2 separate regions of the Mus musculus genome follow, and region 1 is linked to region 2. Evidence: chromatin loops called from intact Hi-C (ENCODE). Cell type or tissue: left cerebral cortex. All regions are shown on one strand. Links, peaks and the distances in the headings refer to the core of each region. The heading gives the core; the rest is flanking DNA. Region 1 overlaps Gm35520 (a long non-coding RNA gene). Region 2 has its middle 65 kb from the start of Trmt9b.

Region 1 (2,914 bases), core at 313-2,812, 320 kb before region 2:
ATGTCCAAATGAACAAAGGTTTACCACTAATGGGATTGGCTCACAGGGAGGGGGGAGGAATGAGAGGACTAAGTGCCTGGTGCTTTTTATGAATCTGTTGTTAGCCAAAGTAGCTGCTGATGTTTGAAGCTATGTTAAAAGAAACAATGTAACAAAGACAAACCATCAGTGCATCTGGTCCTGGAAAGCAGCTCAGTAGGAGAGTCACCTGGTCCTCCCTCGCATCCACAGGGCTAGTTTTTGTTTGTTTGTTTGCTTTTTAATTTAACAGAGAAGTGAGATTATTCTTTTCATTAATTATTCACTTTACATCCAGATCGCAGCCCCCTCTCCTGCCCCCCACAGCCCCTTCTCAGTGAAGGAGAAGAGGCCCTCCTCCTCTGTAACTAACCGATCCTGCCTCATCAAATCACTGCAGAATTAGGTACATCCCCTCCCACTGAGGCCAGACAAAGTGGCTCAGTTAGGGAAATGGGATCCGCAGGCATGCAGAAGTCAGGATAAGCCCCGGCTCCAGTTGTTGGGGGACCTGCATGAAGACTGAGCTGCACATCTGCTACATATGTGTGAGGGGGCCCAGGTCCAGCCCATGCTTGCTCTTTGGTTGGTGGTTCAGTTTCTGGGAGCCCCCAAGGGTCCAGCATAGTTGACTCTGTTGGTCTTCCTGTAAAGTCCCCCAATCCTTTCCTCAACTCCTCCACAAGACTCCCCCAGCTCCCTAATGTTTGGCTATGGGTCTCTGTTTCTGTTTGCATTAGCTTCTGGGTGGAGCCTCTCAGAGGACAGCTATTCTAGCCTCCCATCTGCAAGCATAACAGTATCATTTATCATGTCAGGGACTGGTTTTGGTCCATGGGATGGGTCTCAAGTTGGGCCAGTTATTTGTTGGCCATTCCCTCAGTCTCTGCTCCATCTTTGTCCCTGCATGTCACGTAAACAGGACACATTTTGAGTTAAAGGCTTTGTGGGTGGGTTGCTGTCCTTATTCTTCCAGTGGTCGTCTTACCTGGCTACAAGAAATGGCCACTTGAGGCTCGAGATCCTAGTTTTGTTGTTGTTGTTGTTGTTGTTGTTTTGTTTGTTTGTCATTGCATTTAAATTCCTTCTTTTCCTTCTTTTTTTTTCATTTAAGGCAAGAAAGGAAACTCAAGTGTAAATATGGAAAAGCAAATATTGTAGATTTGTTTATCTGTTTAGACAGTATCTCCATGAAGCCGGTACTACGTAGCTTAACATTCACTATGGAGCCAAAGTAGCCCTTGAACTCCCAGAGATCTTCCTACCTCTTTCTCCCAGGTGATGACATTAAATGTATAAGCCACCATACCCTGCATCTCCCTATTTCTTTCACTTTTTTTTTCTTTTTTTTCTATAGCTATACAGGAATGCAAGCTTGACTGAAAATTTTCTTCAGTATTTTAATCTGCAGTTGATCATCACGGCCAGTAGATGGTGCTTGTGTCCCTACAAGGAAAATTCTGGGCAGCATTAAATACGAGAAATTTTTAGAAATCTGGGAATTTAATGAATCTCCAACTGAACCCAGTAGAGAAATTAAGAATAGTTATTTCTTGAAACAATTTTATGACACCAGAAAAAATATCTCCACAAGTTCCTCTTTCTTCACAGGAAAACACAATGCCTGATGTCTGTCTAAACATCCCACATTTGAACTCTAAATTTATATTTAATATCATGGACATGTGGTTTCAGTAAGGACACTGTGGATGATGCCCAGCTCAGACACAGAACTTGGAGGCTTTGAGCTGGATCTAATCTGAAGGCTGGCTTTCAGAGTCCTGGAAGGTATATTGCAAACTGCTAAGGCAAGCAGACAGCCAATAATCCTACACAGCTGTTACTGACACCCACGAACCGCAACAGTGACCAGCACAGCAAGATGTCCCTACAGCTCATGGAACAACAGTGTGCATGTTCCTCAAAGATCTCAAAATAGATCTACTATATTATCCAGCTATACCACTCTTGGGTGTATACCCAAGGACTGTATGTTCTACTACAGCGAGTCTGCTACCTGCTCATTCATATTCATGGTTGCTCTATGTATAATGGCCAGTAAATGGAAGCAGCCAAGATGTCCATAATAAAATGTGGTCTATTTACATAATGGCATATTTCTCAGCTGTTAAGAAAAAAGAGGGAATTCTAAGCAAATGAACTGGAAACAATTCTTCTGAGTGCTGTCGTTTTAGACACAGAGACCTCCGGAACTTATGATTCCATGACATCACTTATGAAGTCTTGGTTCAGCCCCACCTTTCTTTCTTTCTCTTTTTATTAGATACTTTCTTTATTTACATTTCAAATATTATCCCCTTTCCTTGTTTCCCTCCGAAAACCCACCCTTCCACCCACTCCCACTTCCTGGTCCTAGCGTTCCCCTACACTGGAGAATCAAGCCTTCACAGGATCAAGGACATCTCCTCCCATTGATGACCAACAAGGCCATCCTCTGCTACATAAGCAGCTGGAGCCATGGGTCCCTCCATGTGTACTCTTTGGTTGGTTGTTTAGTCCCTGGGAGCTCTGGGGGGGGTATTGTTGTTCATATTGTTGTTCCTCTTATGGGGCTGCAAACACCTTCAGCTCCTTGGGTACTTTCTCTAGCTCCTCCATTGGGGACCCTGTACTCAATCCAATGGATAGCTGTGAGCATCTACCTCTGTATTTGTCAGGCACTGGCAGAGCCTCTCAGAAGACAGCTATATCAGGCTCCTGTCAGCAAGCACCTTTTAGCATCCACACTAGTGTCTGGGTTTGGTGACTGTATAGTGGATGGATCCCCAGGTGAGGCAGTCTCCGGATGGCCTTTCCTTCAGTCCCTACTCCACACTTTGTCTCTATATCTCTTCCCATGGGTGTTTTGCTCCCCCTTCTAAGAAGGACTGAAGCA
Region 2 (2,914 bases), core at 270-2,769:
GAAATGTCCTGTATCACATCTGAATAACTTTGTCCAGAAAACATAATCACCAAGAGAAGCTCAATTTATGTGCCTGTTACCATATTCAAAAATCTCCAGACGGTCAATGTGGATGAGAACTAACCGGATGGATGGATGTGGAATAAGTTGCAGAACTGCCCAAATAAAAAATAAAAATAAAAACTCCCCTTCTTTACATGTTTGTTGAACAACTTATGAACATTCTATATAGGCAAGGGGCTTTTTAGAAACCTTTGAGGACTTAACGAGAGTCAAATTTAGTTCTCAGTCTTGACCAATTAAAAGCCAGCAAGATATGGGGCTGGAGAGTTGGTACAAAGGTTAAGAGCACCAATTACTCTTCCAGAGAACCTTAGTTTGATTATCAGCATCCACATGGTGGCTCATAATCGTGTGTAACTCTGGTTCTAGAGTATCCCACACCCTCTTCAGGTACCTGGCACCTATGGGGTGCACATATGTGCATGTAGACAAAACACTCATATCGTAAGGTTAACAATTTAAATTTGAAAAAGAAGAAGAAGAAGAAAAGAAGGAGAAGGAGGAGGAGGAGGAGGAGGAGGAGGAGGAGGAGGAGGAGGAGGAGAAGGAGAAGGAGAAGGAGAAGGAGAAGGAGAAGGAGAAGAAGAAGAAGAAGAAGAAGAAGAAGAAGAAGAAAAGAAGAAGAAGAAGAAGAAGAAGAAGAAGAAGAAGAAGAAGAAGAAGAAGAAGAAAAGAAGAAGAAGAAGAAGAAGAAGAAGAAGAAGAAGAAGAAGAAGAAGAAGAAGAAGAAGAAGAAGAAGAAGAAGAAGAAGAAGAAGAAGAAGAAAGACTAGTTAGTCCCTTAAGGACAACGTCAGTAGACGGAAGGCAAGGAGTTGGAACAGTTCTTAAAGGATTCTGGGAGACTCTGAGTCATTTGTTGATGGCAACAATGGTATCTTTCATTATGCCGGCTCTAGAGATCAGAAATCTTTATAGTACCATGTATTTCTGAGGGTAGCTGTCACTGATAGATCTGTATAGACAAACGCTGAGACTCTCAAAGGCTACACCACTTCTATGGACAGTGAAGGCTTTGTCCTGAACCGTTATTACAAAACCCACAAGAAGGTGGTTTTGCAGGGGACAGAAAAAGGCAAAGACACCCGAGAAACAGATTGCAGCTTGATTCTCATGATTATGACCACCAGGGTGATAGATTCAGGCCTTCCCTGCTTGTTGTACGCGTTTATTTTCTTCACTGTTAGAGAGGCATTGGGATATTCTGGACAGGTGCTTATAAACACTCTCTGGATAAGAGAGCAGCTGGCATTTGGAAGGGAAGGAAGCCAAGGGGGAGACACAGCGGTGGGAGCTCGGTATATTTAGTATATTTAGAAGTAGAAATAAGACTATGTGAGACTAAAAGAACGCGGAGCCTAATTAAGAGAGCGGTTGGAGAAGAGGAAAACTGGCGGAACCGGTTTTATCCTAGACAAGATCGGCGGGAGGTACGCGTGGGAACTCTGAAATGTGGAGAGAGACTGCCCTCTTCTGGACAACTGAAAGCTTCCTTTGAAGCCCTGGACTGATCAAAATGTTGTTAACTAAAGGTGAATGAATCCACCTTCACTAGGTCTTTCAAATAAAAGGTAACTAATAAGTGGGTGCCCAGGTAGGAATTCAAGCGGACCCCCCCCCAAAAGGTCTATAAAGACAGGCTGATGTATCTTCAATGTGGATCACTGAGAAGTCAAGCGATTTGGGAATAGAATGCCACTTAGTTGAACCCATGTACTTCTGGACGCCTGTGACACTTCTGCTCGGCTGGCTGTGAGTCACTGAGAAAGTCACCTGCATTAGAAGCCTTTCCTTGGCTCTCCTTTCAGTATGGAAACAGACCTCAGTGCTAGTTACAAAGAGATGCGACGCAAAGTCAGGACAAGCAACCACGCTAGTTAACTAGTTACGCTGATAGATATGTCCATGACCTTACTTTGACCTTTGCAAAATGCACATATAACACGTACCCCATAGATGTGCATGATTATGTATCAACAAAATAAAAAATAAAAGGGAAAAAGAATCATAAATAGCAGCAGCAAGCACCACAAAAAGACTGAGAACCTTAATACACGCCAGTGAACAGGATGCACCTGGGACTCTGCAGTTCAGACCTTCCACATCTGAATCCTTTTAAACATGTAGTCCTGTGAAGGGACTCCTCTGTGTGCAGAGGCAAGCCTCCATAGCTCTCCACAGAGAGACTACTCTCCCTGCCTGTGCCTCGCCGCACGTCTTCTCAAGAGACAACCAGTACTGTGTCCACGCAAACACCCAAGTGTCTCCTGAACATATCATGCCTGGAAGGTTTTGCACAACGACCTGCCAAGGGATCTAGGGTCCAGCTACCCACAGTGTGTTTTACAGACAGCATGAACCTCATCCGGGACCCTAGAAGCACAATGCCCTAGGGTTTCTATTGCTGTGATGAAACACAATGAGCAAAAACCAAGTTGGGGAGGAAAGGGCTAATTTGGCTTACACATCTACATTATAGTCCATCATTGAAGAAAGCCAGGACAAGAACTCAAAGGGGCCAGGCGTGGTGGCACATGCCTTTAATCCCAGCTCTCGGGAGGCAGAGGCAGGTGGATTTCTGAGTTCAAGGCCAGCCTGGTCTACAGAGTGAGTTCCAGGACAGCCAGGGCTATACAGAGAAACCCTGTCTCAGAAAGAAAGAAAGAAAGAAAGAAAGAAAGAAAGAAAGAAAGAAAGAAAGAAAGAAAGAAAGAAAGAAAGAAAGAAAGGAAGGAAGGAAGAAAGAAAGAAAAGAAAAGAAAAGAAAAGAAAAGAAAAGAAAAGAAAAGAAAAGAAAAGAAAAGAAAAGAAAAGAAAAGAAAAGAAAAGAAAAGAAAAGAGAATTCAAAGG

The links. Peaks named below come from ENCODE experiments on the same cell type or tissue, not always from the same donor. Only the 100,000 strongest peaks of a DNase experiment are listed, where the experiment ranks them.
Region 1: it touches region 2 in a loop (11-fold over the local background); 28 of 42 quality-filtered maps call a loop at or near these places.

Annotation. Positions count from the first base shown.
Region 1 is chr8:36,200,725-36,203,638 of GRCm38, forward strand. It overlaps Gm35520 (a long non-coding RNA gene), which reads left to right. Exons shown (of 4, transcript XR_870363.2): 4 at 1,376-2,123. Among named protein-coding and RNA genes, the nearest start is that of Gm39165, 6.5 kb to the right of the region's middle. In left cerebral cortex, for the core only: a CTCF peak has its summit at 1,455 (motif pointing right); DNase peaks (open chromatin) are centred at 1,473 and 1,888.
Region 2 is chr8:36,521,593-36,524,506 of GRCm38, forward strand. No RefSeq gene overlaps it. Among named protein-coding and RNA genes, the nearest start is that of Trmt9b, 65 kb to the left of the region's middle. In left cerebral cortex, for the core only: a CTCF peak has its summit at 1,532 (motif pointing left); a DNase peak (open chromatin) is centred at 1,483; H3K4me3 peaks cover 426 bases; H3K27ac peaks cover 192 bases.